Linked DNA regions of Homo sapiens: region 1 is linked to region 2. The links are chromatin contacts, found by Hi-C or POLR2A ChIA-PET in ENCODE. All regions are on one chromosome and are shown on one strand. The core of a region is the stretch at or near the end of the contact, and the rest is flanking DNA. Distances in the headings are between cores, read along the strand shown. Region 1 holds the start of ELOVL3 (ELOVL fatty acid elongase 3). Region 2 holds the start of ARMH3 (armadillo like helical domain containing 3).

Region 1 (4,499 bases), core at 705-3,204, 170 kb after region 2:
GTCTAGTCCACAATATCATTTTATCTACATTATCTGGCTTGCATACTAATCACAACCTTGTGACATAAGCAGGCGAGTATGACTATATGCATTTTTTTCTGAAGTAGAATGTGACAAAGGCTAGGTAACTTGCCTAAAATCACATGGCTCATTAATGGGGGTGCTGGGACTTGAACTTGGGTCTTGTAAGACCTAGATGGCATTATTCTTGTAATATTCATTCTTTTATTTATTCATTCATCCATAGACATGTATTGATCACCTTTTGATTAGCTGTCAGGCTATATATGGAGCCATCAGGAACCACTGAAGGTTTTTTTTTTTTTTTTTTTTTTTGAGACGGAGTCTCACTCTGTCACCCAGGCTGGAGTGCAGTGGCACGATCTCTGCTCACTGCAAGCTCTGCCTCCCAGGTTCACGCCATTCTCCTGCCTCAGCCTCCCGAGTAGCTGGGACTACAGGCGCCTGCCACCACGCCCGGCTAATTTTTTGTATTTTTTAGTAGAGACGGGGTTTGACGGTGTTAGCCAGGATGGTCTCGATCTCCTGACCTCATGATCTGCCCGCCTCGGCCTCCCAAGGTGCTGGGATTACAGGCGTGAACCACCGTGCCCGGCCGAACCACTGAAGGTTTTTAAGCAGGAAAGCAGAGCTGTTTTCTGGATGAGCAAACAGAAAGTAGTGGTTTTCCAAGTACAGTCTGAGACAACCTATAGGACCAGAATCTCTGCAGTTGAGGCTCAGGAATCTGGTAATCAGCCAGGTATAGGAACTCTTTTCTGATTGCAATGCAGTGAAGAGCAGAAGCACTGTATTAGAGAAAGAGGCAGTGCAACCAGGTAACGTGACCAGGTGAGAAGTGATGAGGTACAGAGACAAAGAGATGCACTTTTGAGTCACTTAGATGGCACTGATAGGACTTCCACTACACCCTCGCATAGACAGTGGCTGAGGTTCAGGAAATAGAGCTGGGGTTCCTACTTGGATCCTCTGGCTCTAGAGCTTTACTGCACATAGCCATTTATACCCACATCTTGATTTTAATTATTTTATATCTATGTTTCTTAGCACTTTTTGCAAATTTCCACCTTATCTCAAACTGCCCTCAAGCCTTGTATTTCTCCTTCGCTTTCATAAAACCTAGGAAAGAAATAAGGGACAGCCAAGTAAAACTTTTAAAAGTTTTAGAACATTTATTTCTTTGGGGCTGGTTACACAGGCGAGAAAGAAGTAGATTTGGTTAGGGAGAGAAAACAACAGGCCTTGGGGAGATACACTGGCTCTCCCCCTCCCTAAACCCTAAGAGGCCTCCAGGAAACCTGAAGACAATAATTCCAGAAGCCCAGAGGGTGACCCCATTTCCTCTCTCCATGGTTATTACTGTCAGTCTGGAGCAGTTCAGGAATTCAGGAAACTATAAAGAAACCACAACAGCCTCAACAACCCAAACATCAACATCAACAACCTCAACAATAAAACTCCTTAAAATTCATCTCCTTCCACCCACTCACAACCGCAGACTCGAAGCTAGGAGGTGGAAGGGACTACAGAAGCTCTGCGTTGCCCAGGTTAGTATTTGCTCATCACAGGCCTGGGTTTCCCAGGATCTCAGGGAGCCTGGAAACTGACGCCTCCATTTCTGGGTGGGAGCACCAAAGCCTAAGGACACCTTTCCTCTCTCTTCACTGCTAAGCAGGTCAAGATTAAAGCAAACCGAGGCAAAGGCCACGGTTGACAGTTCCAAGGGAACCCGCAAGGCCGCACAGGATGGGGTGGACGTTTTACGGGAGAAAAGGCTGGGGAAGTGGGCGGGCGATGGCCTACGACGGGACTTGGGGCGGGGTGTGCGAAACGCCTGGCAGGCGGGCCCTTGAGTATGACCAATCAGAATGCGGACTGCGTCCCAGGGGCGGAGCAGAGGCGTATCTTGGTCGAGATTGGATAGCGGCGGGGCGCAGGAAAGAGGTCGCGCCAGCCCGGGCAGGCAGCTTTGCAAGTCCGCGTTATATATCGCAGTGGCTGCGCCCGGGATAGCTGGCTGCGCCGCCGCGCACATGCCTAGGTTCGACGCCCTCCTCCCTTTGCCCAGGAGTTCCTTCTGTCCCGGCTCTGTTCCGTCTCGCCCCGAGGTTCACGCCATCCTCGGAGCCCCAGCCTTTCACCCAGCGCCTCCAAGCTTTGGACCTTGACTTCTGCAAAACTAGATGGTCACAGCCATGAATGTCTCACATGAAGTAAATCAGCTGTTCCAGCCCTATAACTTCGAGCTGTCCAAGGACATGAGGCCCTTTTTCGAGGAGTATTGGTGAGACTTTGGGAGAGGGAAAGGCCATGCCAGGGCCCCGGGGCCGGGGCGCGAGGGGGTGGCATTGAATGCCCACAATGATTTTCTTACAGAGCAGAGTTATGGGACTCCCTTGTACTGGCTTCACACTACCTTTGTCCGAGGTGCAGGTAGTATGTGGCACCTCAAAGAGATTAGAGCTGAAAGCAAGCAAGCAGAAATAAGAGGATGAGGGAGAACGTGGAAATATACAGAAGTCAAAGAGAGCGTGTAGTGAGAAGGGTCTTGGAGGCGTGAGGTTGATCTGAAGCCTTACTAGATGACTTCCCCGTCCTTTGTGGCTGTGTGTGCGCGCGTGTGTGCACAGTGCAGGGCCCGGGGGACAGCCTGCCCTTTACAATTATCCCATCGTTCCCCAGGTGCTCCACCGTTCCTGCTGTGGAGAAGGAGGCGAAGTCAGAGAGCTCTTCCAAGCTTTCCCCAGGAAGAGCTCTCTGGCTTTGCCTTAAAGCTCCCCAGAGGTTTTGGAGGCTGACTTTATGCTCCAACCAATTTGCCATACCCCAGCCAGGGAGAAGCTATTGCCACATTCTTCTTACGCCACAGCCCTGGTATGCTTCTAGGAGCCCCAACCAGGGAGAAGCTATTGCCACACTTCTTACACCACAGCCCTGGGCTGCTTCTAGGCGCGGGCCAGACAGCCGTCACCCACCTCTAACCCCACTGAGAGAGCAATAATCACAGAAACCTTGGACATAGCTCCTGCCCTGTGCTAGATACTTTGTATACGTTAATACCCCCAGGAGAGATGTAGTATTCGCGCTCTACAAATGAGGAAGCCAAGGCTCAGAGAATTAAGTTGGTTTTTCCAATGTCACATAGCTAGTAAGTGGCAGAACTGGGACTCCAACCCAGAGCACTCACCTGGAGAGATGAGTGGGCATTTCTCTAATCAGCACCCACCCATGAGCCCATCCCTCTGCCTTCTGCTTGCCAGGGCAACCTCATTCCCCATAGCCCTGATCTACCTGGTTCTCATCGCTGTGGGGCAGAACTACATGAAGGAACGCAAGGGCTTCAACCTGCAAGGGCCTCTCATCCTCTGGTCCTTCTGCCTTGCAATCTTCAGGTAAGACCCCATCCCACTCCCTGCCTCTTCTCTAGATCTTAGACCACCATTCTATCCCTTGAAGCTTTCCCGATTGCATCAACCTCCATCCTGTCCCCAAGTTGCCTTGTAACACTCTCCCCATCTCATTCTCGGCTTTAGTTCCCCTCCCAGCCTTCACCCTCTTCTGTTATATTATCCTGTTTTCCTTCTCTTTTAGACCCCTACCTGGTGGTCTCTGCTTTGTCCCTCTTGCCTTCGTAGAGTCTGTACTCGCAACTAATTTCTCCAGCCTCTAATAGTGTCACCTCCTAACACCCTCTCTCAAGACCCTCCAATAACTTCCCCATATTTTCTCCCCCAAACTCCTTCAGTCTTCCCCTATCCCTCTACACATCTCCTCCCAGGCTCCTAACCCCTCCCAAGAACCCCATTCCTTAACTCAACTTTCAGTCCCATCCCCCTGCATTCCCTGATCTTTCTCCAGCCCTCGTCTCCTCTAGACTACTGATTGGATCTACCAGATTGGCTTCAGGATCTCAGGAGCTTTGACCCACCCCCTGTGGACAGGTGGGGAGGTGGTAGAGCTTGGAACACAGTAACCTGGCCAAGCCGGGGGAAGGGTGGATTATTGGTGCCTGGGGATGACACTTACACCATCTTCCTTTGTCCCATTTCAGTATCCTGGGGGCAGTGAGGATGTGGGGCATTATGGGGACTGTGCTACTTACCGGGGGCCTAAAGCAAACCGTGTGCTTCATCAACTTCATCGATAATTCCACAGTCAAATTCTGGTCCTGGGTCTTTCTTCTCAGCAAGGTCATAGAACTCGGTGAGTGGCAAAGCTTTGTCTTTCTGGTGCCTTGTGAACTGCATCCTTCCTCAGGGCCCTCCCTTCACCCATCCCATGGAGGGTCTCTTTCCTACCCTTGGGTCCCAATAATACCTCTCACCCAAGCCCCTCTACAGATTCTCTGCCACAAAGACCCCCTTCCCTCCCCTGAGAATTTCTCCCGTGTCCCTACATCCAGTGCAGAGGGTGGTCCCAGCACTGGGTGGTATGCCAACTATGACTCTCCATCTCCCAGGAGACACAGCCTTCATCAT
Region 2 (4,819 bases), core at 2,318-4,817:
TTAAGACCTTATAAATTACATAAGCATAGTGTAAGACAGAAAGGGACCAAAAAATTACTAAATTACAGTCCCTGCCTTGAGAAGCTCACTATTAAGTGGAGGAAGTGCATAATCTGCTACTTCCTTATAGACAAATAAAATAAACATTTTTTTTTCCCCAAGACTTTTTTCATATATGCCCTCACTCAAAGCTGGTGCCAATACATTAAGCTCACCAGGTCTCTCACTTCCAGCTGCCTACTAAGGTCTCCATCGGTACATCCTACAAGCAACCTGAGCTCGGCATACCAAACCATATCCCCTATGCCTCTTTCCATACCCTAACCTTTGGAAACCTGCTCTACTTTTTCTAATCCATATCCTGTCAATGAAATCCCCATACATCCACTCTCTCAAATTAGAAATCCTAGCCCACTCTCTTCCTAAGAAGTTGAATCAATCTCAGAAGTACAGTATTTCCAAAATCCCCTCCTCTTCATTCCCACAGCTACACTTTCTTCAGACTCTCAGTCAATTGCAACAACTCTAATTAGTCTCACTGCCTCATTCTTCATTACTTTAATCTGCATTTCTGTCACTCCCTAACTTAAAAAAAACTCCTCAGAAGCTAAAAAAAAAAAAAAAAAAAAAAAAAGAGAAAAAAATTCCAATGACTCCCCACTTTCTTTTCAGTCTCACCTCCTAGCAGTTTCCCCACCACACATCCTGTTTGGGACAAATTTCTGAGATTTAAAATAATTTTTTTTCCTCTCACATCCTCACCAAGCCTTTGCAAGTACTGTTCTCTCCAAATGAAATGCCTTTTCTTTTTCAGAGATGGGGTCTCGCCATGTTGAGCCAGCTCGTCTCAAACTCCTGGGCTCAGGCAATCTACCTGCCTAGGCCTCCCAAAGTGCTAGGATTACAGGTATAAGCCACCAGGCCGAGTAAAAATGCCTTTTCTTACTTGTGCAATCTCCTACTCATCCTTCAACACCCAACTCAAGTATCTCCCCCCTGCAAAGATTTCCCTGACTCTCCCAAGCAATGGCAGTATTCCCATTACACTGTATAAATTTTTTTTTTTTTTTTTGAGAGGGAGTCTCGCTCTGTCGCCCAGGCTGGAGTGCAGTGGCACCATCCCGGCTCACTGCAAGCTCCGCCTCCTGGGTTCATGCCATTCTCCTGCCTCAGCCTCCTAGTAGCTGGCACTACAGGCGCCCGCCACCACACCCGGCTAATTTTTTGTATTTTTAGTAGAGACGGGGTTTCACCATGTTAGCCAGGATGGTCTTGATCTCCTGACCTTGTGATCCGCCGGCCTCCGCCTCCCAAAGTTACATAGTAAGTGCTCAATAAATGTGTTGAATAAACAGTTCACCCTTATATATCCTGGATCAATTTTTGGCCATTTTCCCCAAATGTTACAGATTCCTAAACTGTGCTCAGTGTGAGATTCCAAATTTCATAATGACTGCTTTGAGGTTTTCACCTTGTTTTAATTATCCAAATGTTGAACAAGTCGGCTGGGGGCAGTGACTCACTCCTGTAATCCCAGCACTTTGGGAGGCTGAGACGGGTGGATCACGAGGTCAGGAGTTGGAGACCAGCCTGGCCAATATGGTGAAACTCCGTCATTACTAAAAACACAAAAATTAGCCAGGCATGGTGGTGCGCGCCTGTAGTCACAGCTACTCAGAAGGCTAAGGCAGAAGAATCGCTGGAACCCGAGAGACGGAGGTTGCAGTGAGCCAAGATCATGCCACTGCACTCCAGCCTGGGCGACAGAGCGAGACTCCGTCTCAAAAAAAAAAAAAAAAAGTTGAACAATAAATTGTAATACCTAAAAGTCCAATGAAAACACCTTAAAGGCTTCTCTAGTCACTGAAATGGGTATTCCCCCTTTACAGTCGTAACAAGAGGGATCCCTCTTTCCCTTGACTGTGATCTGATATCCTGAAAGTCTTCACACAGAAGCTATTGTGCACACAAATCCAACTTAAGGTACACCCAAAATAATTCCAATCCTGCTAAGTTACGGGCAGGGACACAAATCATATTTACCCTAGTTTACAAAGCAACTAAAGGATAGCAAAGAAAAAGCTCTCACTAAGCTCAAAACTTTTTCTGGCCGGGCGCAGTGGCTCACACCTGTAATCCGAACACTTTGGGAGATCGAGGTGGGTGAATCATCTGAGGTCAGAAGTTTGAGACCAGCCTGGCCAACATGGCGAAACCCTGTCTCTACTAAAAATACAAAAATTAGCCGGGCGTGGTAGCTCACGTCTGTAATCCCAGCTGCTTGGGGGGCTGACGGGGAAGAATCGCTCGAACCTGGAAGGCGGAGGTTGCAGTGAGCCGAGATCACGCCATTGCACTCCAGCCTGGGCAACGAGAGCGAAACTCCGTCTCAAAAAAACAAAAAACAAAACAAACAAACAAACAAAAAAAAAAAGGCCGGGCGCGGTGGCTCACGCCTTTAATCACAGCACTTTGGGAGGCCGAGGCGGGCGGATCACCTGAGGTTGGGAGTTCGAGACCAGCCTGACCAACATGGAGAAATCCCGTCTCTATCAAAAATATAAAATTAGCTGGGCGTGGTAGCGCAAGGCTGAGGCAGGAGAATCGCTTGAACCCCGGAGGCAGAGGTTGTGGTAAGCCGAGATCGGGCAACTGCACTCCAGACTGGGCGACAACAGCGAAACTCCATCTCAAAATAAATAAATAAATAAATAAATAAATAAAATAAAATAAAAAACTTTCTGGAGAGGAAGAACTGCGGAGGGTCGGATGATCCAGTGACATACATTTGGGTATGGCCCAAGTTTCTGCTTCCCCATTCGCCAGGGGCAGCACGCCTCAGCTTCTCCTTCTCCAGGGGACCAGGTTTCTCTCTACTTTTTCCTTCCCTATACCCTCCTGGGAACAGGTTCCTTTCCTGGGCTCTCGCCGAGTAACCCAAAGAAAACACAGTAGCTTCACTGATTCCGTGTGAAGAGTGGGTTAAAGCCTGTCAGAGCCTGGAGAGGGACAGGACTGGAGCCCTTCCGGGACACCTGAAGACTTCGCACAAACCCGCTTTCCTCTATCCCTGAGATTCTCAGAGGTGCCTTGCCCTACGCCCGCACCCCAGGACCAAGAACAGCAGGAGAGGAAGCTCTCGGGGCAGCTGGCGGGGTCAAAGGTCAGCACCTCGGAAGCCAGAAGGCCCCGCAGGGATGCGGGAGAGGGACGTGACCGGGACCGTGTGGTCCGAGGGACCGGCCGCTGGAAGAGCGAAGCCGTTTCTCTCTAGGCTCGGCCGCCCCCAGGCCCAGCCCTCCCCGGCATACGCAGCTTCAGCAGCCGTCCTCCCTCCCTCTCCCCTCGCGTCCTCGTCGTCCCCGCGGCCAGCGCAGGCCCCGCCCCCAGAACCGCCTCGGGGCCAAGGCCTAGTATGGCAGGACCCGCAGGGTTGGTCAGGTTCGAGGACCGGGCCGGGCCTGGCCGCCGCCGCTTACCGAGCCCGCGGCTCCTCCTCTACCACCCGCGCCGTTCCCGGGCCCGCTCGCTCTCGACGCCACCGACGCTGCCGCTGCTCCGGGCTCACGGGCGCGCTCCCGACCTCCCCGACCCTTCCCGTGTCCCCGCGCCCCGCCGGGTCCTAAAGCCCGGCGCGCAATGGGTTAGTCCACGCCCGCTTCCTGAGACCGGCTCAGACCACGATTCCCAGCAAGCATCGCAAAGACTACAACTCCCGAAAGGCATCGCGAGAAATAAATTCGCAGTGGACTTGTCTATTGAGGGCCTACTGGGTCGCAATAGCAGTTTTCCGAAACATGGCCGACTCTTTGACCTCAGCAATTTTACTTCTAGGAATACATGTATCCTCTAGAAATACTGGCGAAGTTTGGAAAGATATATTTTCCAAATGTGTATTACAACTTTGTACGTGAAAGATTGAAAACAAACTCATTCTTTCAACAAATACGTGTGTGCCTGATAAGTGCAAAGTAGCGTGTAAAGCTCTATTAACTTGGCCAGAAATCTATTTTCTTTTCTTTTCCTTTTTTTTTTTTTTGAGACAGGATCTTGCCCTTGCCCAGGCTGGAGTGCCGCAGTGGCACAATTACAGCTCAGTGCAGCCTCCACCTCCTAGGCTCAAGCAGTCCTCCTGCCTCTGCCTCTGGTAGCTGGGATTACAGGCACGTGCCACCACTCCCTGCCTCTGAGTCTTTGTTTTCTTTTTTTTTTTTTTTTTCGAGATGGTGTCTCACTCTATTGCCCAGGCTGGAGTGCAGTGGTGCGATCTCGGCTCACTGCAACCTCTGCCTCCCGGGTTCAAGAGAGTCTCCTGCCTCAGCCTCCCCAGTAGCTGGGATTACAGGAGTGTACCACCACGCCCGGCTAATTTTTGTATTTTTTAGTAGAGACAAGGTTTCACCATGTTGCCAGGCTGGTCTCAAGCTCCTGGCCTCAGGTGATCCACCCGCCTCTGCCTCCCAAAATGCTGGGATTACAGGCGTGAGCCACCGCACCCAGCCTGAGTCTCTGTTTTTTTATACACAAATGGAAGGTTTAAAAAGATGTGCTATAACAGCAAGAATACTATTAAAAAGAAAAAACAAGTAAAAAAAATAAAATAAGCCAGGCGCGGTGGCTCACACCTGTAATCCCAACACTTTGGAAGGCAAAGGCGGGTGGATCACCTGAGGTCAGGAGTTCGAGACCAGCCTGGCCAACATGGTGAAACCCCATCTCTACTAAAAATACAAAAAATGGCCGGGCGTGTTGGCAGTCCTCTGTAATCCCAGCTACTCGGGAGGCTGAGGCAGGAGAATCGCTTGAACCTGGGAGGCGA

Evidence for each region. A loop is a pair of places that touch in the nucleus more often than their neighbours do. ChIA-PET counts read pairs that join two places held with the same protein, here RNA polymerase II (POLR2A). Pooled maps may share reads with other maps.
Region 1: a map of naive thymus-derived CD4-positive, alpha-beta T cell shows a loop between it and region 2 (4-fold over the local background). The contact joins the promoter of ELOVL3 here to the promoter of ARMH3 in region 2. A Hi-C loop is called at or near these places in 1 of 168 maps with a recorded cell type or tissue (naive thymus-derived CD4-positive, alpha-beta T cell) and 3 of 50 pooled maps. POLR2A ChIA-PET finds 5 or more read pairs at or near these places in 1 of 52 experiments (GM12878).

The regions. Positions count from the first base shown.
Region 1 is chr10:102,224,345-102,228,843 of GRCh38, forward strand. It overlaps ELOVL3 (ELOVL fatty acid elongase 3), which reads left to right and starts at 1,955. Exons shown (of 4, transcript NM_152310.3): 1 at 1,955-2,305; 2 at 3,282-3,413; 3 at 4,073-4,224; 4 at 4,481-4,499. The coding sequence starts at 2,205. RefSeq lists a silencer at 1,937-1,986.
Region 2 is chr10:102,052,606-102,057,424 of GRCh38, forward strand. It overlaps ARMH3 (armadillo like helical domain containing 3), which reads right to left and starts at 3,568. Exons shown (of 26, transcript NM_024541.3): 1 at 3,480-3,568. RefSeq lists a silencer at 3,268-3,657.